5 separate regions of the Mus musculus genome follow, and regions 1, 3, 4 and 5 are each linked to region 2. Evidence: chromatin loops called from intact Hi-C (ENCODE). Cell type or tissue: heart. All regions are shown on one strand. Region 1 overlaps Gm39816 (a long non-coding RNA gene). Region 2 overlaps Clint1 (clathrin interactor 1). Region 3 has its middle 93 kb from the start of Gm22284. Region 4 has its middle 99 kb from the start of Gm22284. Region 5 holds the start of 4930597A21Rik (RIKEN cDNA 4930597A21 gene).

What was found. Hi-C counts contacts between places; a loop is a spot of excess contacts. Peaks named below come from ENCODE experiments on the same cell type or tissue, not always from the same donor. Only the 100,000 strongest peaks of a DNase experiment are listed, where the experiment ranks them.
Region 1: a loop joins it to region 2, with 4 times the contacts of the local background. A loop is called at or near these places in 11 of 42 quality-filtered maps.
Region 3: it touches region 2 in a loop (3-fold over the local background); 13 of 42 quality-filtered maps call a loop at or near these places.
Region 4: a loop joins it to region 2, with 2.9 times the contacts of the local background. A loop is called at or near these places in 12 of 42 quality-filtered maps.
Region 5: a loop joins it to region 2, with 5 times the contacts of the local background. A loop is called at or near these places in 16 of 42 quality-filtered maps.

The regions. Positions count from the first base shown.
Region 1 is chr11:45,676,311-45,681,310 of GRCm38, forward strand. The region is part of intron 3 of Gm39816 (a long non-coding RNA gene); the gene reads right to left. Among named protein-coding and RNA genes, the nearest start is that of Gm35282, 25 kb to the right of the region's middle. In heart, a CTCF peak has its summit at 2,581 (motif pointing left); a DNase peak (open chromatin) is centred at 2,591; H3K27ac peaks cover 496 bases.
Region 2 is chr11:45,881,641-45,886,640 of GRCm38, forward strand. Clint1 (clathrin interactor 1) reads left to right here. Exons shown (of 12, transcript NM_001045520.4): 2 at 2,070-2,174; 3 at 2,692-2,788; 4 at 4,791-4,899. Among named protein-coding and RNA genes, the nearest start is that of Clint1, 32 kb to the left of the region's middle. In heart, a CTCF peak has its summit at 2,649 (motif pointing left); no DNase peak of the experiment used is centred here; H3K4me3 peaks cover 390 bases; H3K27ac peaks cover 228 bases.
Region 3 is chr11:45,543,745-45,548,744 of GRCm38, forward strand. No RefSeq gene overlaps it. Among named protein-coding and RNA genes, the nearest start is that of Gm22284, 93 kb to the right of the region's middle. In heart, no CTCF peak of the experiment used is centred here; DNase peaks (open chromatin) are centred at 2,337, 2,627 and 3,317.
Region 4 is chr11:45,537,427-45,542,426 of GRCm38, forward strand. No RefSeq gene overlaps it. Among named protein-coding and RNA genes, the nearest start is that of Gm22284, 99 kb to the right of the region's middle. In heart, a CTCF peak has its summit at 2,233; a DNase peak (open chromatin) is centred at 2,225; H3K27ac peaks cover 542 bases.
Region 5 is chr11:44,584,089-44,589,088 of GRCm38, forward strand. It overlaps 4930597A21Rik (RIKEN cDNA 4930597A21 gene), which reads left to right and starts at 2,229. Exons shown (of 4, transcript NR_126460.1): 1 at 2,229-2,262; 2 at 3,214-3,389. In heart, a CTCF peak has its summit at 2,129 (motif pointing right); no DNase peak of the experiment used is centred here.

The DNA.
Region 1 (5,000 bases), 210 kb before region 2:
CCATTTCTGCCCTTTGGACTACGTATTTATCAAAGGAGCACTTTGGCACTGGTTATTATAAAATTAAAATATCAATCAGCTCTTTTAAAATGGTGAAAATGTTCTAAGTCTTGTAGTAGCAAATATTCAGCCAAGATCTAATTCTCCTCTATGTAATTTAATTCTCTATGAAATTTAATTCTCTAGAGAGAAAGCTCAGAGGTGAGAGTGTATACTCTGCTTTTATAGAGGACATGAGTTCAGTTCCCAGTGCCCACCTCAGGCTGCTCACCGAGTGTAGCTCCTGGAAATCCAATGCCTCTGAGCTCCATAGCACTGTACTCAGCGCATGTATATGTGTGTTCATGCATACACACATACACACTTAAAAATAAGTATTTAAAAATTAGTAAAACCATGAATAATAAAAAGCCCTATTTATTTTCACTAGGGTGCAAATTTGCTTTGAACTTTAACGGGGAAATTGTGTAGTAAATAAATGCTTTAAGACTAATTTCTTCATGACTTGTTATCAGTCAGTGTTTGATTCATAGACCTATTTCTGATACCTGGAGATCTATTAAAATGTCTTGACCAACAAAGGGGGGTGGGGGGCTACAAGCTGATCAAGGTTGGGAAGCAACCTAAAGAAATAAGTAAGCCAGGCAGTGGTGGCCCACGCCTTTAATCCCAGCACTTGGGAGGCAGAGACAGGCAGATTTCTGAGTTTGAGGCCAGCCTGGTCTACAGAGTGAGTTCTAGGACAGCCAAAGAGCTATACAGAGAAACCCTGTCTCGAAAAACCAAAAAAGAAAAAAGAAAAGAGAAGAGAAGAGAAGAGAAGAGAAGAGAAGAGAAGAGAAGAGAAGAGAAGAGAAGAGAGACGGACAGAACACCTGGGACTTGCCTTTCCACCGTGTATCCAAGCTGCAATTTCAGAGTTACTTTGTAGCAGGTGGGCATCTGGTGAATATTTGCTAATGAATGAATTCTACTACACCCCTACACACTAAGTTTCAGTTTCATACTGACATTATCTATTTTTTTTTCTCCGAAAGCATCTGTTTTCCTAGCTTGGGTTCTATTGTTGTGCTAAGCACCATGACCACAAGCAATCAGCAAAGGGTTTATTTCTGCTTATGGATCCCAGGCCGTAGTCCACTGAAGACAGCCATGGCAAGAACTCAAGAGAGGAATGTAAAGACAGCAACTGAAGCAAAAGCCACGGAAGAACATTGCCTACTTGCTTGCTCTCCACAACTTGCTAGACCTGCTTTCTTATACAGCCCAGGACCATGAGTCCAGGGGTGTCGTCAGCCACAATGAGCTGGGCCCTCTCATGCCAATCAGGAATCAAGAAAATGTTCTATAGAGACTTGCCGTAGTCAATCTAATAAGACCTTTTTGTGTCTAGTTAACAACAACAACAAAAGCCAACCAGGATATCAATGAGGCCCAACAACAACTGTCTCTGAAATCTGCTTTCTGGGCTGGAGAGACGGATCATCATTTAAAGGGCATGACTCGCAAAAGGTCCCAGATCAGCTCTCAGCACCCAGGTCAGGTGACTCACAAGCACCTGCAACTGCAGCACCTAGGGACCTGAGATCACTAGCCTCTTCAGGAATCTGTACTCACATGTAGTGCGCACGAGCACACATACACACACAATTTAATTAAAAATAAAATATTATTTTTAAATCTACCTTCTAGCAACACACACACACACACACACACACACACACACACCAAAACTAGGACAATGAGCCCAAAACCAATGTAAGATTACTTCCAAGAAAACCAACTGTTCCCCGGTTGCACATTGGCTGTGGATGTTGCTGTTTCTCTCCCCTTTACTCTCTATTCAGGAAGCTATTTCAGGTGACACCATTATCATCTATGGAATTCAATAAAGCGACCTGCTCCCCCCTCCTGCCCCACCTTTACTTTCTACAATCCATCTTACAGCGGGAGACCATTATCCACTCAAACAACGTTCAGTTTCATCTGCATTACCACTTCAAGAAAACGCGCAAAGGACTCACACAAATGGGCGTGTAGTAAATTTAGTCTGTTAATAGGTTCATTCTTTATTAGGTATTTATTTCGGGAGGCGAAGTCCTAATTAGATCAAGTGGAAGCACTAAAAAGCTGTGGGAACCCACAGAGATTCTAGAATTCGATGGATTTGGTGTAGGTCTCGGGTTTTCTTTTTATTTTCTTTCTTCAGTTGGCTGGAGAAATGCACGCAGCAATTTCAGGCCCTCAGATGAGAGTTGGAAGTGAAAAAAACAAAAAAACAAAAAAACAACAAAAAAAAATACGTAAGGACCATTTGTGTGAAGAAATAGCATTTGTCTTTCTTCTAAAGTTATCGTGGGCCTGGAATCCAGGGGAAAGTAGCTCCGGAGCCAAGGGTGAGCGCAATTTACTGCGGCAGAGGAATCTAACAAAGGCGGTGGTCTAGATGTTTGGCCTGAAGGCACAATTCAATTTTCAGCTGTTGCAAAGCTATTATGTCAAAGGCTGTTTGCATAAACATAATGTTGTTGCCTGGGTAATATCAGCCAGGCAGGAGTGGAAACATCTGCCCTCTACTGCCCAAAGTAGGAATAGCAGCCTGACTCCCTCACCACCTCAAATTGCTGATATATATTAAGTATATAGACACATAGCCCCGAAATGGCGGACCATCGCCGGAACTTTCTGAAATTTTTCCCCTGCTGGCTTTCAAACCGGAAATGGTTATTTGGTTTTGTTTCAGTGGACTGAGGATGTGAGGAGCTGGATGACGATGTGGGAATCTGTAAGAAAGCCATTTCCTTTCTGAGAGTTTGTAAAAACAATCCCCTCACGCTCTCATCTGCCCACCCACACATACACATATGTGTTTTTTTATCATCACATTGATATTTAATATGTTTCTACTGTAGGAAGGAAAAATAGGCAGTGACTCACAGAGGGGAAAAAAATCAATACATTTCAGTCAGAATAGGCTAGAAATATCACCATTTAAAAAGAAGTTTAATGTTTATGAGAGCCAGAGTGGAACAGGATGTCTTCTCAGTTTCACACAGAAATGTCCGTGTTTCCTCGGGCTTCGCCTCTCTTTGTCCTCTTCTGGGGGTGAGGATTGGGGGGCGGGAACCTTGGCTAAGTGGCGCAGTCAACATTTTACACTCTTAGAGAAGAGTGTGTAATGCTTGGATGTTCGTCCCAAACACAGATGGGGCTTGGTGAGACATGACAAGGCCACTCTGGTCAAGGGTTTTCAGATGGGATGCTGCTGGAGGAGTGGGGCCCCAGACCAAGAGGAAGGGCAAGGGCAAGCAGGAGGAAGAGGTGTTGAGAGAACACTCGTGTGAAGCCAGCACGTCACATCGGTCCAGAAACAGGTGTGGAGGAGAGCACACAGCCAGTGACATTAATCCCAATTGCCAAGAGCCAATCCCCAGGTGGACCCTAACTTCTTTATCCTGAGGTGTGTCTAAAGGCTTTATCCCCAAATGTCCAAAGTTGGCTCACTATTGGACACAAGTTATACCCTGGTATCTAGTAAGGTCATTGCATAAAAACTGAACAGCTGGGGCTAGGGAAGTAGAGTCAGTCAGTAAAGTACTTACCGTGCAAACATGAAGACCTGAGGTCAGATCTCCAGAACCCATATGAAAACCTGGGTACAGCAGCCCATACCTGTAACCCAAGCAGTGCACTCAGTGAGATTCAGGTTCAAGGTAAGAACCTGTCCCAAAAATAAGGTGGAGAACAATTGAAGAAAACATGCACACACATGCACAAATACACACAGAGAGAGAGACAGACACATTACAAATAGAATATTATGTTTACCCTGTAAATAGAAGTAGAATATACATTCTGCCTGGAGTGTGCAGGCAGAATTTACAACATAATGGATTCATGGGTCAGTGAAAGAGATCATTGTCCATCAGATAAGGCAGTCCAGCTAACTCAAAAACAGATTCCTTTCAAATGTTAGGGGCTGGAGAGGTTCACATTAGGCAGAGGTCATATACTTTTTATGTTTTACAAGCAGAGGAAGAGTTAAGCGTCACTCAACAATGTATGACTTGCCAGTGATGGCTTGGATCCTTAGCAGATAACACGTTTACGTTCCGTGACAAAGCAAGTTTGGGTTCAAATCTTAGAAGTTCTAGTGGCCACCTGTGTGACACTGTGACTTCATCTTGCTGTGCTTGGACGTCTACCCTGTGGGGTCACTTGAGAGGATTAGGCAAGAAAACCCAGTATATCTGAGGCACTTTAAACAGTGCCTGGAGTTGAGTGAATGACCTATAAGTGCTGAATGAAATCCACATTGAGTACCCACAATACAAAGAAGAGGCTCAGGTGGCTCCATGTGTACCATCCATCGCAGCTTGAAGATGAATCATGCACCTATCTCCTTCTAGGTGTTTGAGACCAGAACGTTTCTCAGAGGCTCTAGTCTAGCAAAGCGTAAGCTAAATCTGTACATCTGCTGGCGTTTATTAGCAAAGCCTTGGTATTAGGATTCTGCAGAACTCCACTGTGTGGGAAAAGATAAATAGATTGCAGAAGGCAAAGGCTTCTCTGGTTTCTTCCCACATTCCCAGTGGTTTGGCTCACCCACCCACACAGGAACAGAAATCCAGGGCTTTGGTGACCTCACGTCTTCTCAGTTAGTATATTAAAGGATGGAAAGGAAGGATGGAATGGTAATTAGGGAGATGACATTTGGAGTCAGGAAAAATTGGACTTAAATTCCGCCTCCACCCTTTCCTTACATATGATACTGGCTGAGAAGGTTAGACTTTCTAGCCTTCTTTTTTTTATTATTGATAAATGGACTATATGATATTGTTTTCCTACCATCTCCTATGTTGGAAGAATAAAATAAGATAATAAAAATGTTCATAATGTAATAGAACTACAAGGACTGAAGATGGAATTCAGTGGTACAGTATTTGTGTATCATATGCAAGGCCTTGTGTCCAATGCCCAAAACCAATAAATACACAAAT
Region 2 (5,000 bases):
AGCAGTTTTATTGAAGAAGGAAAAAAAAAGCTTTAAAACAGCATTCTCATGAAAGTATTAGGTTTTTGCTGTCCTGGTAACAGCATATGATCCTTCTGTGGATGTCCTTTATACCCAACGGTATGTTTTAATGGCTCCTTTTGTTTCTCAGTTAAGGAAATGAGGAAATTCTTAAACTTCTGGATCTCTGCCATCTCTCCTAAACACTCACCGCCCCAACACACAGGCCTTCAGCTACGAGCCTTTAAAGGGCTCTCATTTGACCCTCGGGCCTTTGTAGCTTGAACAAGGAAAGCAGTGTTCCAAGAGCCCTAGCATTGCTGAATGCTCTGGTGAAAATATTTCATGGACATGGAGTACAGGCGCCTTCATCTTATAGTGGAGATCTCTGTGACAAAATGCAAGGGTGGATTATAACCCTGTTTGGTGTGGTTCATCTTCCCAGCTACGTTTGAATGCTTTTAGCTGCCCACAACCATGCAGTCTTTAGCCACCAGAATAAACAAAAGTGTCAGATCCATCATTTTGTATTATCTTAAATTGTAGATCTGGTTTTGGCTGGCTTGCCTTCATTTTGTTTCCATTGTTGATAAAAATTAAGGAGAAGAGCAACACCATTATTTATATATAAATTGTTGTCAACAGAATCATCTCTGGAATATTAGGAAAATTCATTAAAAGTCTTCAAGAGCCCCAAAAGTTGTGGGTTCCTAAGGAAATAACTTTTAGTTATATTATCGCATTAGTTGTGCAGTTGGAGGGGGTGTCCCTGGCATTCAGGGGACACTTTTCTTGGTAGAGTCCTGTTGTGGGTGTCGGTGTAGGAGCTGCACTGTTTGTTCTGTGACCTGACCAACTGTCTATATGTGACTGTCTCAGTGCTGATGTGGATCTGTTTGTCAGTGACTTAACTAAGCTAAACTCCTTGAAGGAACGAATGGCAGCAGACAAGGTCTAAAAGCGCTGAGCCTTGATCCTTCCGTATTTAGAAAACAACTTTTGATGACTTTTAAAAAGCCACATAGCAAAAGAAGGGAGGATATATGAGTAGTAGCTATCTAAATCTGATTTTATTCACTCATTTATTAGTTTTGATTTTGTGTTGCTGTGTTCATCTGTTAGAACACACATTCAGTAGTAATGGGAACTATATACATCAGATGAACTCACATTTTTATGGCTTTTCTTCCTTCAGATCCCATACACATGGCTGTTTAAAAAAAAAAAATCAAGTGTTTTGCTGTCTTGTGTCTTACCCTTTGAAAGCGTTCTTTCTTGCTATAGGATGGCTCTCAGTTATTAACTGAGCATCACCTGTCTGTCAGGCAGGAGAGCAGCACCAGTTTCTATGCTGTCTTTTGAGGTGTACAGAGCCTCTTCCCAGTCTACAGTTGAAACCAAGGTTAAAACAAAACTGCTTCATGAAATGGGGTTGGAATCAGGTTTTCTGTCTCCCATGTTCTTGTCAAAAAACTAGAAGTCTCAAGGAAAAGTTAAATATCATTTCCCAGTAAAATATTATGTAGCCAGTGAAGGTGTGAGGTTTACAATAACTAATAATTAAGTTTTTGTTAGAGAAAAACACTGATACAGAAGGAAATGTTGGTAATAGTTTTAAACAGTTGTAGAATATTCTCTTTGTGTTATGTCTTTTTTAAATGTCACACAGAATTGTCCACTGTAATTTAGTGTAAGAGAACAGAATTCCTATAAACACAAACCCGACCTCTTGTAAAGCACGGGCAGAGAGAAGGTGAACATCCTGGCTCTGTGATAGACTTGAGCGTGTCCGTTTGTCTTTGAGATCAGACCATGTCTCCTGGACTTGGGCCAGGGCTGATGACATTCCTCTGCATTCTTGAAAGCTAAATTCTTAAGATAACTTAAGTGTGTAATGTCGTGTCTTTGGAGTAGCCTGTGAGCAGAGCTGCCCCCCACTCCATAGATGTGGCTCATTAAGACATACGTTAGTATCATTTAGTTTTCATGTGTTGCTCAGTTTTGATGCTAATCTTTATGTATCTATATGTGTGTGTGTGCACATGCACATGTGCATTTTCCCTCTGCAGCACCAATGTGGTTATGAATTACTCAGAGATTGAGTCTAAGGTTCGAGAAGCAACGAATGATGATCCCTGGGGACCTTCTGGGCAGCTCATGGGAGAGATTGCCAAGTAAGTGGTAATTTGACTCAACAGTACAGAAAGAATCAAAGTGTCTTTACACAGAAAGTGAAGTTTGCTTTCAGTTTTAACCTGTTTAACTATCAGCCATATGTTCTGCATAATCCATTTTGATTAGTGTGGAGAGTTTTATATAGGTTCCATTCCCATTAAAAATTAGCTTTTAATGATGCGTCAGCCAAGACTTAATAGCTTTCCTTGCAAATTTTGAAGAACACGTATAAAATATTTGAAGTAAAAAAAAATCACACACTTTTTTCTTGGTGACAATGTGGGGCACTGAGGCCATGAAGAAAAAGCTTGCAGGATGGCACCGTGATTCCTCATGATGTGCTGTGTGTTGTGAAGAATAAGAGGAAGTGTGTTTTAGGAGGAGTGTCATTAAAATTTGATTTCGGCTTATTTTTTTTCTAAGCTGTTTGGGTAGTCCAAAGAACCTAGAGCAAGGCTGCCATCTATTGTCAGATTTATGCTACTACAGATGCTTAAGGAAACTCCTCTCTTTCAGGGCTACCTTTATGTATGAGCAGTTCCCAGAACTCATGAACATGCTTTGGTCCCGGATGCTAAAAGACAACAAAAAGAACTGGAGAAGAGTTTATAAGGTATGGTGGAAGCCTACAAGAGCGAGTGTTGACATGACTGTAGTCCACTAAGTTTCTAGACTTTTCCGAGACACACACTGTTTTCCAGTCATAAACAGCCCTTCATAGTACAGAGTGTGTTCAGACTTATGTTCTTCTAAATATTGAAGATTTTTATTGTTTCTTAAATTTTTTCCTACTAAATCTGTTGAGGTGTTTTGAGTATTTAATCTCTACTCATATGCAAGTTTGCTACTTGACTGTTTAAAATTAAAAACCAGTCTCATGTTTGTCACCTCTGTAAACAGCTTTGTTTAATTTGTGGTTGGGTGATAGCACCATTCCGCTCAGCGAAGTCTATAAGCTGGGACTGGCACTGAGAGTGAGGTGTGCAGACTTCTGGCTTCACCTGTGTGTGGACTTTTCCTCGGATTCATCTCATTTTGATTCTGTATTTCTAAAGCAAGGTGATGGTCTTCCTAGTTAATCATGTTTTCCTGCTTCTCAAAACATGCTGTACGCCAAAAGGATTCACTCTCACACGTAGCAGACCACAGCAGTGTTCACATTTGCAACGTGACATTTTGACTCTCAGAATTAAAAACCTGTTTTAACTAGAATTTTGTTGTTACTGTTACTGTTGTTGAGTGTCTGAGTGTAATGTGCCACTGTATGTGTGTTTGGAAGTATAGGGAGGCCAGAGCTTTGCTCCTGTGTCTTCCTCAGGCATTCCATTTTATGAGCAGAGTCTCACTGAACTCAGAGCTTTCTGATCCAGCTAGCTTGCTTGGGATCCCTGTCTCCTCAGAGTAGAATTACAGGTGGCAGCCAGGCCTGCCCAGCTTTTTATGTGGGTGATGGGGATCCAAGCTTCTATACCAGTGTTTGCATGGTAAGTACTTTATCCACTAAGCCGTCTCTTCAGCCCTCCCCCCTGTTCTAATTTGGTGAGGGTGCTGGGGAGAACAAAGTCTCTCTTTGTAGCCCTGGCTAGCCCAACTAAGTATATAGACTATGTCTTAAACTACTAGAAATCTGTCTGCCTCTGTCCCCCAACTATTAGGATTAAAGGCATGTGGCACCATGTCCAGCAAATTTTGTGATTTTTATGATGTTTGTTTCCTAAAATATTCTCTGAGATTTCTATAAATTGTATAATTTTTCTAAAATGGGGGCTTTTAAAGATTATTGTACTTTTTCAAAAGATTAGGAAATCTGAGTAAAATGGCTACAGGGCAACACTCTCAACATTTAGGTGGCTGAGGCTGGAGGATTACCGTGAGCTAGAGGCCATCCAGAGAGGCATGATGAAACCCTGTTTCGAAACCAACCCCCCCAGATTACTTACTATTAAGTGTGAGTTTGTGCCCTCAGGGTCACCACCCTGCACAGACCTGAAATCATAGTGAAATGAAGTTTTAGGTGAAAAAGCAGAGGAGTGTTTCCTGCTGCGTCACCAGCTTGTGAAGAGCCCTGCTGCCTAATGCCAGCCCGGCCATCATTGCTAGGTGCCTCTGACTCAGCATCTAGCATGCCCACTTAGTTAGCATCCCTTGGCTTAACAATTTTGCAAAGTTTTCCTTCTGTTGAAATCTTTTGAAACCTCATTAGCATCAGAATTGGGTTTTCTCACAGGACACTGCTACAGGGTCCTACAGGGTCTTGTAAAGACAAAAGGATCCTCCCATGTCCCTAGTACTTAGGGGAGTGGCTCCAGAAGGCCAACAGCGAGAGCCAGGCCACTCCTGGAAATCCCATGATTTGTTTGACTAGTGTTAGACTTCAGAATTACTAGTTACTTTAAATCTTAAAGTAGCCATTGCCTAGGTAGTTTGTAATTATTTTCTGTACTAGGAACGTGAGGATGAAGTTCGGACTGTCTTTCGGTCAAACAGAAAGGAGAGGGCACACTCCTCACCACCAGCATCGAGTAATGTTGGAGTTTGTGTTTGTGTGTAACTGTGTACCACTGCTCTTCCAGAGCTTATTCCATTCAGTCATTTGGTGCTTTATATTTCCACAGTCGTTGCTGCTCCTAGCTTACCTCATAAGAAATGGATCGGAGCGAGTTGTTACAAGTGCCAGAGAACACATTTATGATTTGCGATCCCTGGAAAATTACCACTTTGTAGGTGAGCAATAGAAAACCCTCATAAGCAAATTAAAACAGTAGTTGGAGTTGTCAGTCACCTGAACCAGCTTGGAAGCTTCTCTGCTCTAATTAGCATGTGAC
Region 3 (5,000 bases), 340 kb before region 2:
AAGGAATTTGACATCCTCTTTTGCCCTCCAGAGACAGACAGACAGACAGACAGACACACACACACAGCATGCACATACATACATGTTAAAAAATATATAAAAAAAGAATATATATATATAAACATTTTTTAAGTAAACAAGAGAAAGATGTTGTGAACACTCTCTCAGATAAGGTTGTGATAAAGCCTTCTGCACTTTAGGATTTTGAGAAAAAATAAAAAAGCCAGCCTCAGCCCCAGCCCCACCCCCAGGAGAGGGAGAGAAAAGGGGATCCAAACTCTAAGCTGCTGAAAAAGTGGGTGTGAAGCCAGGCCTTCACAAATGCTGCTGCTGACAACTTCATCCCTAGAAGACAGATGAGCAAAGGGAGAACAAGCCAAAAGAGCATGAGATCCCTGGTAAACCTGGCAGGACTCGAGACAAAGCCCCTTCCAGGAATACTGTGGGCATATACTTTCTCAGCTGCACTGTGGGCCAGTGAGAAGAGAAGACTTGGAACGCTGACCACATCCCCACCCTCTCCTTGATAAGTGTCCTAAAAGGACTACTGCCCTTTGCCTAAGTAAGCACCAAGGGTTTGAAATGATCCCAAGGATAGTGGAAGAGCCTGCCCTTCCTTTAATCGGAGATATGAGGATTTTAAACAATTACATTGCAAAGGAAGATGATCTATCTGCACAAACAAAGCTGTTCCCCAAGTAGTGATACAACTTGAGTTTTTATTTGGTTCCTCTTATGGGTCGTTCTATTCCATTTTCATGATAGGACAAATGAGCAGTTGAAAACTTGCTTTTAAAATCCATAACAGAGGCACAAAGGCATTTCTCTTCTCAAAAGGCAGGATGAAAAACCAGTTGCATTATACTGAGCAGCCATTAGCTATGGATAGAACTAGTCGCACAGGCTGTGATTTGAGTTACATAATGAAGACCCTTGACCTGCATCCTCCAGTCTGCTAAGGGCCAAGGCAAACACATCCTTCTGCGGACACCTTCTTCAAACACTACAGCTGATAAGAATTGTTCCCTCTGTCATCTCCATAGTACACTCTGGAGATTACACAACACATCAGCTCTGTGGTTACTGTCTTGTGTGAAGAGCTCGTCTTCTCTGAGATAATGCTTTGTCATCACTGAAGAGATTCTGGGCCTCTTTGAAAATTCACCCTGAGGTACAAATATCTATCCTAAGTGAAAACTAGCACACGTATTATGATGTAGCACTCAAGTTTTAAAAACTCATGGCACAACTTAGACCTGCTAAAGAAATAAATCAGGTTAAGTGTCAAGTCCATTCTTTGTAGATTTGGAGAATTTGCAAGGCATCTCAACCAGCATGCCATGGAGGTTAAAATGATAATTGGCAAATTATTGTTCATCACCTGCAGACATGGACATCCCAGCCAACCCAGACAAGGAATGCAAACACCAGAGCCCCTGCTGTGGAAAATAAAGGGGTTCTGTCTGGAGATGGGTTTGGTGGCTGAACAAAAGATCTTGCAAGCATGACTTCCTTTAGATATAAGAATTTGTGCTTCTATCCTTGCTGCCCAAAAAACTAGAAAAATACCATTCATTTGTTGTTTGTACATGGTGTACATAATGAATATGGGTCTACATACTGGTATATGTCTATGTGTGTCCCCAGAGGCCTAAGGAGTCCTTCAAGAATGTTCTCCTTATTCATTGAGGCAGTCTCTCAGATGAACCCAGAGCCCTATTATAAAGAGTCTAGCTAACCAGGATACTCCTGGGATCCCATTTCTGCTTGCCAAACATTGGAATTACAGGTGGTCTGCCATACCTATCAGCACTTATATGGATGCTAAGGAATCAAATTCTTATCCTCACATTAGTGTGGTAACCACTTGGTCCATTGAGCCAAATTCCCAGGCCCAAGATAAAGAGATGTCTAAAGGATGAGTGATAGCATTGGTACAATAATAACTAATAATCACTTATATAATTTGAAAAGTAAATGATCCTGTATATTTTCCTATGCATCATTTCTGGTCCTCCAAGACTATCCAGTGCAATGGAGACTATCTTCATTCTATAGCTCGGGACATTGAGACTCCGAATGTCAAGTAGCTTGCCCACATCATACTCCCTGTCAAAGACTAGTGCTGGCATCCTAAAATTTTGTTCCTCTAGCAGTCTTTCTGCTGACCTCAGACTGCCATCTAAGCAATTGCAGAGTCACATATTAAGTGTCTTCTCTGTTGCAGATGTCAGCACACTCTGAGTTTAGCCTCTATCTGGGACATGCTCCCGAGTCTGTCTGCATCAAGCTAGAAAAGCTAAACTGCTCAGCAAATATCATCTGCCACAAGCTTCTAGCTGCCAGGAAAAAAAAAAAAAGAAGAAGAAGCTAAATCTGGCCTCGGACTGCCAAGAGGACTTTCTCAGGTCAACCAGCAGCCCCAGATGCCCCGCCTCCTTCTAGCGTTGGCCCCAGAACTTTCTGGACCACACTTCCCCACAGCAAGCAAGGCACCCAATATGGCAGAAGGACCTGGAACATCCAATATGCACAGAGAACACTTTGATGACTGAAAGAAAGGCAGCAAGGCTAGAAAGTGAGGTAAAAGGACCTGTGTGAGCAGGGACCTCTGCCCTGAGGGAAATGAGGTAGCTCAGCAGCATGCATTCTGCATGGCCTCTAAAAGCAGAAGTGGCGTGCGAGCATGAAGGCTTTGCCCTCCCGGTTTTCAGTCTCTATCAGAAGTCAAGGCAACTGTTCCCACCGCCCACATGCAAGTTCGATGGAAAGAATGAATAGTGCTATAGCGGCTAAAGGAGTAAATGAGGCTGTGGAATGTTCACTCCTAGACAGCTTTCAAGTAGACAACTATCAAATTGCTTAAGGACGAATAACCTTGCTGGTAGAAAAAGGCAACCCAGCTGACCTCTACCCCTGGCTTCCCTTCTCAATCTAAAATGAGGTTGCCACCTGGCATAGTGATAATTTGTTATGTCTGTATAAACTCTAAAGCTTTCCTAATCCTTCAGTGAAGACAGGATTACCTTGGACAATCCTGGAAAGTAGTTTAGGAAGAAAATAACAGTCTCATGTTCAGGTGTAAAGAAAGTCAAGATCCTACCACCAGTAAAAGACCAGGAAAGGGTTTGTATTGTGACCTTGGGGATTTTACAGGACAATGCTTTTTCCTACCCAGCCATAGAGACTCATGCAACTTCCCATTAATTCTCCACAGCCCAATTCCCAAGGTCTGAATCTTTGCCCCAGGCATCTGGGTTTCTGAAAAAGCCCCAGGGAAGCCCGTACACAGACACTCAGGCCAAGACAGTCACTAGGGACAAATCACACTCACACCCCATATCTAGCAGGAGCTGCCTGCAGATAAGGAAGAAGATAATGTGTATTATAGCAAACTTCCTGGGTTTGTGCTTGGACAACCATTCTCTCTGAGTCCCTTTATGTCCCCAGCCAATAATAAGTCCTGTTTTCCTGCCTTTTTGCCTTCTTTCTGTTCTACCGTCCTCCTGATCTTATCGCTTCTTCTCCTTCGATCAAGCCCGGCCTCGACTCTCCCTTTGCACTTTCAGAGCAAAGCAGCTAGTCACTGTGATAATAGGTGAGAGCTAGAAGCCTTTTGCACTACAAGATCTCTTGTTATCAAGGGGTAAATTACACAAAGTGAAGAGCATTCTCTTGTGCTTGTCTGGATTCCAGTCCACAGCAACTTGGTGGGAAGTTTCTAGCAGAAGATCTTTCTTTGTAGCATGGGCATATCCAGTGATTGGCCTAGCAGGAGCTGTGCTAGGTAGATGCCTAGATATCCAGCCTGAATCCTCCAGCACTTGATGCCTGGTGCAGAGCTCTCCTGATGGCTATTAGAGGTAGGGTATACCTCTCAACTCAAACTATGTGGTATACTGACCCCCATAAGGAACAATGTTTTTATGCCCACAGGGCAGTGCAGAGCTGGCACGCTGGTGTCATGGATCTGTGTCATCCAAATCCAAGATTTTTTGCGAGTGGGAAGAGGAGACACTGGGAAGAAAATAAGTTGCCCCCAAATCAGAGAATTGGGATCTTGAAGACAAATGCTACTTCACAGTGTTCTAGGAATTTCCTGTCAACATGAATCCCTGAACTGTCATTTTACACACACACAACCACCACCACCCCACGACTACCATCACCACCACCATCACCATCATCTTCAACAACACCATCATCCTCCTCATAACTCAACAAAAGAACTGCTCTATCAACTAACTGCCTTTTATTGGTGACAGAAATGGGTTCCTGCGATCCTGTCACTTGCTGTGCTTTCTAAGCAAGCCATTCTCTCCCTGCCCTGTCCATCTGAACTTAACATCACACAATAAATGAAAGCAGAGAAGACAACAGAGAAGGCAGCAGTGCACCTGGCTGTGAACCCTGGCCATCTCCTCCATAATCTATAGCCATGAGTTCATTAAGTAACTTGCCTTTCCCTTAACTGTGCAGTGGGTTGTGTTTTGTTTTGGTTTTGGTTTTGGTTTATGTTGGGATGGTTGGTTTTGCTTGCAATGGATTCTGAATGTTTGCTTGGTCTTATGAGAAAGGCTCTCATTAGCCCTGGATGACCACATACTCACTAGTAGCCAAGGGTAACCTCGAACTTCTGAAAAGATCCTTAGGATTTAGTATGTCACAAGGGCTTGATGCACTTTTTAGCCATGTCTAAAGCTCCAGCTTAGGGTTTGTAGTTCGGCTTTGTTTTCCTTGTTTCCCCTGCAAACCCTTGGTGTCACACTGAGACAGTTGGGCCTTGATTTCTGATTCTGGAAAGAAAATAACCCCTTCAGCCGTCACAAGAAGTACAACTGCCTTTGACTGTGAATTCCTATCACCTGAGTTCTGAGACTCTCACCTCAAGGAGGTCCCCTCACGCCCCTCTCTGTGTCTGCTTCTTAAGTCAAATTATGACTAGAGCCTCTTTCAATCACAGCTTTGATTTCAGACTAGCCAGAAAGCTATGGGGCCCT
Region 4 (5,000 bases), 340 kb before region 2:
TATTCATGTGTATGTGGGGAAGGGGGTACATGTCGGGAACAGAGAACATGTAGGCCAGAAGTCAACCTCAGGGGATGTTTCTCAGGAGCCATCCACCTTGGGTTTGGGGATAAGATCTCTTGGCTTGGTACAGAGAGCAAGGTGGGCTGGCTAACCAGTGATTCCCAAGAATCTGCCAGTCTCTACCTCCCTGTGCTGAGCTAAGTGTGCACTAAGTATCTTCAACACCAGTTGTTTTTTTGTTTGTTTTTTTGTTTTTTGTTTTTTTTTAAGAGCGGTCTGGGAATTGAACGTTGTAGCCTTGCGCTTAGGTACCAAGCATTTGACTGACTGAGCTGTCTCTCAACCCCACAAAATGCAAAGTTTATAGATCACTTACCAAAGGCTCAAAGCAGCAAACAGACATGTGCTAGTTTACATGGTAGCGTGATAAAAAAAAATAATAATAAAATAAAATAAAAAACAAAGAAACCTCAGAACCGAACTGTGGCCACCAGACTCCAAGGACCTGTCCTTTCACCTCCACCCTAGGATGCCTTTGACCATGTCTCTCCTCTTACTCTACCCGACATCTGTCTCGAAGCAGCTTCAAACGGACCGCATCCTGATGCAATTCTTAGCCTGCAAGAGGAACGGATGCGTCTGGACTCAAAGCACCATGAACTGAACAGGGATAGCCCTCTGTCAGACAGCAGGCCCAGCAGGTAGCTAGCCTCCATCCCCGGCTGGCCGCCAACAAGAAGGCAGCTCTGGGCAAGCCCACAAAGCAGGCCAGTGTGATCTGCTCTGTGTGGCCCTGATGACTCCACCATTTGCTTAAAAGCCATGCTGTGTTTCCTAGACAATGGCTATACTCCAAGACACACATTCCGGTTTTTAAGGCTCTAATGTAAACATTCTATAAACAGCTCTTTCCCTATGCCTTTGCCCTCCCCATGAAGGCTTTTAACATATTGTTTCTGCTCACTTTTTTTTTCTCCCTTTCTAAATTCAGCTCTGCTCTCTTGCTCCCTTGCTTCTCCTTCCCTTTCTGCTTCAATGTCTCCTTGCCCATCTCCTGACTAACTTCTTCTGCAACATCCTCACTGCTGTGGCTGTGCTCCTTTGAGGAACCTTGTCTTGTCGGGGGGGGGGGGGGGGGTTCTGCAGTTCCCAGCCGTTTCTCGCTCTCTGTTTTCTTGTTTGCCCAGCAGAGCTGTCCTCCTCTGCTGGGTCTGTGTCTCCGCTTTCATGTTTACTGGAAAAGCTTCACTCCACTTCTCACCTCTTCCTGCCCCCCACCGCCTTCCCATCCAGCACCAGTGTGCCCTCATCTCTCCACTGCCCTTTCTTTCTGGATGCCTGGTCCTCCTTGTGTGATCCTTCCTTTCCCACACCCTTCACCCCCATTCTTGGTCCTCTCCTCCCTTATCCCTCTCTCTCCTCTTGCTGCCATTATGTCCCCTCCTGGTTTACACACTCCCTCTTTATCATTGTTTCCACTCCTTCTGGCTACTGATACCATAAAGGGGGTTGCAAACTCTATCCCTGGCTGCATGTGCACACCAGGAGCCTGCCTGGCAGCCTAGCATCAAAATTGCACAGAAAACTGGATCTTGGTGCCTATGTGTAGTAGCTTGGCCTTGGATAGATCTCAGTTAGAGGGCTTCAGTGTAAAGCTGGAGCCCCAGGCATCCAACTCAGGAGGCAAGATGCAGAGAGAACTGTTTCTATTTTCCAGGGCCTTTGGTCAAGTTAAGGCCACAGACCAGTTGAGGTTTCAAGGAGACCTAAATGTCATCACCTCTACCCCTTTCCTCTTCTCTGTCTCTGTCTCTCTCTTTCTCTCTCTGTCTGTCTCTCTGTATGTCTCTCTCTCTGTCTCTCCATCTCTCTGCCTCTCTCTCTCCTCCTCTCTCTGCCCCCCACTCTGTGTGTGTGTGTGTGTGTGTGTGTGTGTGTGTGTGTGTGTGTGTGTGTATGTGTGTGTGTGTGTCTTATGTATGTACTTCTCATTTTGTCTCACTTTTGTCCAGGATACAAAGGCCTTGTAACTTATCAGATTTAGCATACAACATTACCACACTACAAAATAAAATAGAAAAGATAGAAAAGAGAGTAAGAGGCACCCCGGCAGAAGGAGTTGGTGCTGCAGGGCAAAGGCTGGCCTTGCCCAGTTGTTCTGCCTTCCCCAGGCTCCAAGTCAAGCAGGACTGACTATGCCTTTCCTTAGAGTACAGCGCCATCTAGCAGATGAAATGCCAAACCTGTAGCTGAAGGCCTGGAAGCAAGTCTCCACAGATTCAGGCCAGTCAAACCGCAACTGGTCTGAAATAGCAATGTAGCCCTCTGGCCTTGTTTGATATTTCGGTCCATTTTCAACTCTCTGTTTTTCCTGAGCCTCACTCCTGAATTCCTCCAGTATGGTCTTCATTCCTAGAAAAGGCAGCAAAGTTCCAGGTGAGCTGGCAGACTTTGCCTGAAGCTAGGAAGCCCTGGGTGGCATTTTCCAAAGCAAAATAAAACGGAATTTCCTGAAGACGAGGTAATCTTCGTTCCTCATTTCTTTTTCTGTTGTTTCTTCTTTCATCCTTCTGTGAAGACCTGACTTTCAATCACCTCCACAAAGTTACTGTTTCTACATACCATTTATACTCTGTCATTTACTTTTAACTACAAACCCCAGTAGGTTGTCAGTAGCTGTCTATAATCTTTGCCAAAACGTGTGCTGAGGCATCTATAGTCAAATCCATACAGGTTCAGGTAGAGAGCTGTGAAGAGCCACCAATGTCTACGAGGAATATGGGTATGTAGGGTGGCAATGAGACTGTCCCATGTCTGTCCTCAAAGAATTGGGGCATAAGTAATGTAAATATCTCAACATTGCAGAAAAAATGTCCCAGGGCCACACATCTGAAAGCAAGCCATGTCATCTCTCAGTCCTCTCTAGCCTTTCATTTCAGGGGAGGCAAACTAAGGTCAGAGGAGGTCATGCCTAACCTAAGATCACTCACGTTCTTGTGGCATCAAGACGAGACTCCAGCTTGGTACCCTATCATTTCTGGTCCCTCTAACACCTTCCTAATTACACCCAACAGAGAAAGAAGCTCTCCTATTGACCATGCAGGATACCTCTGACCTCCATTATCACAGTGCAAGTGAGAGTCAGCCATTAAAAAAAAAAAAAAGAGTCCAGCTCAAAGCTGAAGGTTCTACCAACTCCATGGCTGCTCACGGTGCATTAGAAGAGCCTGAGGCTACATCTAAGCCTGTCCAGGGGAAACATTACCATCAATTCATGGTGTTCACCATCACTATAGACACAGAATGAGAGTCAATAAAACAACATTCTATGCTTGCTTAGTCTCTTCCAGCCCTGATACTTTGCAGTGTGTGCCTTGAGCAGAAGTCATGAGTTTCTTTCTTGAACTTGAACCAGAAATTTGGGGTTAGGGATACATAGCAGTAATCCTATGACCCACAGATAGTTTTGTACAACCATAGGCTCCCCGTCTCAGTTATAGATGGGCCCGTAGTTCAAGTCCACTGTGGTTCCCAGTGGCATGTACGTCTATTGCTGCTCCCAATTCCAGAGATATCCTATAAAATTCCAAGTCCTAGCTGATCCCTGGTAATATCCACTCCCTTGGCATAAGCAGCAGGCAAGGAGTATTCATAGGAAAGTTGCTCTTGACAACTGCAGATAAGGGAATATACCAAAACAGCCTGGGATGGGTTAACTACGAGTGAAGAAGACACTCTTCAATGTTCTCCATCATGTCAACCCTAGTGTATGGCTGATCCACAGGGCAGCTCTGAATAGACACATTTAACAAACCTGGACATTTCTTCAACAGAGGCAATGAGCCTTCGCCAGGCTCTCCCAACTCAGCTTGCAAATTCCCAGAGTTCTCCTGTTCTTGCCGCTCTTACTGCACAGACCTGCCATGGGAGAACATCTGAGAGTATAAAATTATGAACCAGAGAATCAAACTCTAATAAAATGGGATAAGGGAAAGAGAGCACTAGCTAAGAACTCGCAGATCCACTTTTTAGCTCTCTAGCCTCAGATAAGTTACTTCTGTCCTCCCAGATTTGGTGTTCTTGTGATAAAAGAAAGGACTATAGTAGCATCTACCTCATAGAACTTTTATAAGGTTAAATGAGATTAGAATCATGAAGCTGTTGTTAATATTGTTAATCCATGTCAATTTCTGGCGTATAATGACTCTGATCTGGTTGGATATAAGAACACACATGGCTCATTACAGGTTCACAGTCAATCATGGTTCAGTTACAATATGATACTACCAAGTGTTAGTTAAATAAGGCGTATGTCCAAAATTCAAAGAAAAGAAGATGAATTTGGAAAGTAGTTCCCTTTATAGACTTAAAAACTTGATCAAGACCTTGAAGAAAAGTAAGATGTCAACACAAGTCTTTATTATGGGATCAGACCACATTGAGGTGGAGCAACATCTCATATGTGTTGACCATGGGCTACACCTGCAGCTGAGAAACTCCTTCGACTGGTTTTTAAAGCAGATCTCCTGAGTCCAGGAATGGGCAAGCCACTCAGCCTGCAGATCTGATATGACCCTCCTTTTTTTCAGCTATTAGATGACATTGACTTCCAGGAAGAGTCTCTGCGAGGCTTGAAGCTCCAAGTAAGAGCTATGCAAAAGCCTGGGGAAATTAAAAGATCTATTCAAATAATAACACTAGAAACAGCAATCTCTCCTGGGCCTTGCACTATGTATAATCCCTGAGTTCCAGGCTTAGCATCATGCTATCACAGCTGTCATTATAACTGCCATTTCACAGATGAGGAGCCATACTCAGAAGAGAGTGGATTTGCTCACACAAACCACAATGGGTAGACGTCAGAGCCAATAACGATGTGCAAGTGAAGGTCAGAGGCAGCCCACATTGTCCTGCTCACATATTCGAGAGCTGCATTCTAATTTTCCCAAGGTTTAGCTAACCGCCTCACTGCTCAGATACAAAACTGAGGCACCAAA
Region 5 (5,000 bases), 1.3 Mb before region 2:
ACCACTCTGGAAATCAGTCTGGCGGTTCCTCAGAAAATTGGACATAGTACTACCGGAGGATCCAGCAATACCTCTCCTGGGCATATATCCAGAAGAAGCCCCAACTGGTAAGAAGGACACATGCTCCACTATGTTCATAGCAGCCTTATTTATAATAGCCAGAAACTGGAAAGAACCCAGATGCCCCTCAACAGAGGAATGGATACAGAAAATGTGGTACATCTACACAATGGAGTACTACTCAGCTATTAAAAAGAATGAATTTATGAAATTCCTAGCCAAATGGATGGACCTGGAGAGCATCATCCTGAGTGAGGTAACACAATCACAAAGGAACTCACACAATATGTACTCACTGATAAGTGGATACTAGCCCAAAACCTAGGATACCCACGATATAAGATACAATTTCCTAAACACATGAAACTCAAGAAAAATGAAGACTGAAGTGTGGACACTATGCCCCTCCTTAGAAGTGGGAACAAAACACCCATGGAAGGAGTTACAGAAACAAAGTTTGGAGCTGAGATGAAAGGATGGACCATGTAGAGACTGCCATATCCAGGGATCCACCCCATAATCAGCATCCAAACGCTGACACCATTGCATATACTAGCAAGATTTTATCGAAAGGACCCAGATGTAGCTGTCTCTTGTGAGACTATGCCGGGGCCTAGCAAACACAGAAGTGGATGCTCACAGTCAGCTAATGGATGGATCACAGGGCTCCCAATGGAGGAGCTAGAGAAAGTACCCAAGGAGCTAAAGGGATCTTCAACCCTATAGGTGGAACAACATTATGAACTAACCAGTACCCCTGAGCTCTTGACTCTAGCTGCATATGTATCAAAAGATGGCCTAGTCGGCCATCACTGGAAAGAGAGGCCCATTGGACACGCAGACTTTGTGTGCCCCGGTACAGGGGAACGCCAGGGCCAAAGGGGGGGAGTGGGTGGGTAGGGGAGTGGGGGTGGGTGGGTAAGGGGGACTTTTGTTATAGCATTGGAAATGTAAATGAGCTAAATACCTAATAAAAAATGGAAAAAAAAAAAAAACCCCAGTGCCAATAGACAACTTCCCAATTGAAACTCCATTTTCTTTCTTTCTTTCTTTCTTTCTTTCTTTCTTTCTTTCTTTCTTTCTTTCTTTCTTTCTTTCTTTCTTCCTTCCTTCCTTCCTTCCTTCCTTCCTTTCTCTCTCTCTCTCTCTCTCTCTCTTATTTTCTCTCTCTCTCTCTTTCTTTCTTTCCCTTTTTTCTTTTTTTCTTTCTTTTTTTTGGATAGGCAGGGTTATATTTCAGGACATTTCTCTGGTTCACACTACACTTCCTTTATTCAAAATTAAGCGTGATAGTTGGGGTTAAGGCAAGGGCTCGGCCTGGATACAGGTTGTGTAAAGGTTCAGAGGGCTCGCTTTGTGGCTCAGAGGCAGAGCAATAGCCTCACATGCATGGCACCCTAGTCCAATCTCCACTGCAGCAAATTAGGAAGCTTTAGATATACTCTGTAATTAATGTAGAACTGTAATCTACGTCTGACACTTCAGATACAGATGATGTCATCTATACCTGAGTCAGCTCATGAAATCTAAGACTCTGGATGATGTAAGAATTAATTAATAAAAAATGGGAGTATAGGGAAGGTTCCCTTTTTATGTTAAAATCCTAATGAGTAAAATTAGAGTAAAAAATGACAGCATTAGGTTACTATTTTGCAACTGTTACTTCATTGAGGTTTCAAGCAAAAACATCAGCTTTGCAAACTCGAACATTGTTACTCCATGAATCCCTTATTAATTAGAAGAGAATTCACAGCAGCTTTCTAAGATGGAATCTTGGTGGTCAGGACCACTGTAACCAAACACTCAATATAACCAGTGCCATGACAAGCCTTTGTCATGTGCCTTTTGCTATGATTTGAATATATATATATATATATATATATATATATATATATATATTCTTCAGCATATAATCCTATATGTGGGATTACTGTTCAAGTATATCTCATAACCATAGCAGACAAACTCAAACTAGGGAACAGTGTACAAAAGAATATTTCTGCTTTCATGGTAAGCCTGATTAAATCAAAGGTCTTCTAGACAGGTGCACTACCAAAGATTACCACTAGATGTCACCATGGTCCTGCAGTTTGTTCAGTTTTCCAACTGCCTTTGTGGGTGCATCCGTTGTTCTTGGATTCTTAAAGCAGATACATTTAAGCAATTCTAACACACACAGACTTGGAAAGACCTACAAATTAAGTAAGGTTAGAGGTAATGGAGGTGGAGAACGAAGTTTTAGATTAAGTTTGTGTCTACCATTTCATACTGTGGACTGGGTGATTCCTGCTGACCCCCAGGCCCTGGTTTCCTTATGTGTAAAATGATTAGGGTAAGCTTTAAGGTAGGGATTAGGGTAGCCTTTAAGCTGATATTTTCTGATTGAAAGTGTTTCAGTGTTCTTACGAGAAATTTTTCTCTGGACCACTCTGGACCCATTACTGTTTACTCTGTCAGCCTGCCCCTCCCTCTGCCCCACACCCCCTTATTTTTTTTTAAATTAGATATTTTCTTTATTTAAATTTCAAATGTTATCCCCTTTCCTGGTTTCCTCTCCCAAAACATCCTCTCCCCCTCCCCCCTCCCCCTGCTCACCAACCCACCCACTCCTGCTTCCTGGCCCTGGCATTCCCCTATACTGGGGCATAGAGCCTTTACAGGACCAAGGGCCTATCCTCCCATTGATGACCGACCAGGCCATCCTCTGCTACATATGCAACTAGGGCCATGAGTCCCACCATGTGTTTTCTTTGATTGGTGGTTTAATCCCAGGGAGCTCTGGGGGTACTGGTTAATTCATATTGTTGCTCCTTCTATGAGGCTGCAAAACACTTCAGCTCCTTGGGTACTTTCTCAAGCTCCTTCATTGAGGACCCTGTGCTCCGTCCAATGGATGACTGTGAGCATCCACTTCTGTATTTGTCAGGCACTGGCAAAGCCTCACAGCAGACAGCTATATCAGGCTCCTATCAGCAAGCTCTTGTTGGCTTCCACAATAGTGTCTGGGTTTGGTGATTGTATATGGGATGGACCTCCAGGCCCACACCCCCTTATTTATCTCATTTGTGTTTATCTCTGTTTATGTAAATGGAAGTAAAGAGATCTCAATAATGTTACAATCACAAATGTAAACCTTTTCCCTTGCATAAGTAGAAGGTACCCAGAGGGAATAACTTAGAGACTGTAGATATGATCCAGTGGATCAGCCAGGCAAGAGGACTGGCTGCCAGTAATTCCAGAACCCGGGACGTAAAGATCCCCTTGGCAAGTTGGCTAGTGAGACTAGCCAGAATTGGAGACCTTTAGGGTTAAAGAGAGACCCTGCCTCCGTAAGTAAGGGGGGATTGATTGAAGAAGACATTTGCCTTCAACTCTGGACTACCACATTCATGCGCACACACATGCACACATGCACCACCATACATGTGCAGCCACACATATGTGACCATGAAAATATAAACACATACTGGCTCCACACATATGTATAAATACACACCCCTCCATATATATATTAGAGTGGGGTAATTAAATCTGACCTAGGTACTATGTGCTGAAGGTCAGGGCCTGGCACTTGCTGTGTTTTTGTCCTGTGTTTAGAGTTACAGAGTATTAAAGAATACTTACAGACAGACTAACCCTGAGACTTTCCTTAGGCAGATGGCAAGAAAGTGGAGACTGAAGATCTTTCTCTTAGGACAGTTCAGGATCACTGAATACTGTAGCCACAAGACAGATCACAGCGCTGCATACACCAATCACAGTGCTGCATACTCTGATTAGCGTTCTATGTGCTGATGGCAGTGTGTTATTCACTGATCACAATACTTCATGTATTCATTACAGCGCTTTATACTCCAATCACAGTGCTTCATACATTGATCACAGCATGCCACATGCTTATCTCAGAGCTTATACACCATCGCAGACCACATCAAGGCTTCACTGAATTGTCCTTCCCAGTTCTCTTGTCTTCCTCCTTCCCTCCCCCTCCTTCCTCACCTAACTCCTTTTTTTCCTCCCCTCCACTCCTTCTTTCCTCCATAATTTTCAGTGTTTTTGGTATATATGGGAAGATGTGATTAGAAGCAGTACATTATTAATCATGTCCCTCCATCTCTACTCAATCCATATTTTGCTTTAGTTTGGTATCCGTCTTGGTGTTGTGTTGCTTTGATTTCCTTTCATGGTTATGGTGATGTGTGTTTGTCATCCGTCTTCTGCTATTTAAAGTGCCCACTCCTCTGTCTACACAGAAGATATATAGCCCTCGCTGTCAGTGTCAAGCAATTATACGCCACCAAATGGCCTGTGATTTGGCATCTCCTCCTGATAAAGGCTTACGACAGATAGGACGAAGCAGAGGTCAGGAGTTCCGCTGAGTACAACCTGAGGAGATTCTTCAAATTGCTTGACTTTCATTCGAGTCCCCCAGGACACCATCAGAAAACTGGTCCCCCTCGATTCTGGTTGCAAAGCTTTTCTTCTTGAGTCTTCAGAGAGATTCTGAGTGAAGGTTTGGGAGGCCGAGCCACCGAATTGCACTCTTAACCCCCAACATCGGCTCAGCCCTTTCCAGCCTTGAGTAATTGGTTATAGTTACTCATTTGCTGGCCACAATTAGCATAGCAAATTATTGGAGCAGAGACAATTTCTTAGCTACCCCAGGTTACTAAATAATTTAAAGAGGGGGAAGACAATGGATTCCCATCAAATATGCTGTGTTTTCTTTATGCCATTAAGAAACACCATTCTAAGGTAAGAAATGTGATACAGCAATGATTTTCTGGTTTTATAAAAGTGACTTTTTAAAACCCGTATTCTCTCCCAGCCCGATGGGTTTAGCAAAGCTGAGAGGAGGGTCTTCCTGTTCAACAAAACAGCATGTTTTCCCTCTAGCTAGAGATATAAAGAAATGGGGGCTTCTTTGCAGAAGAAATTTT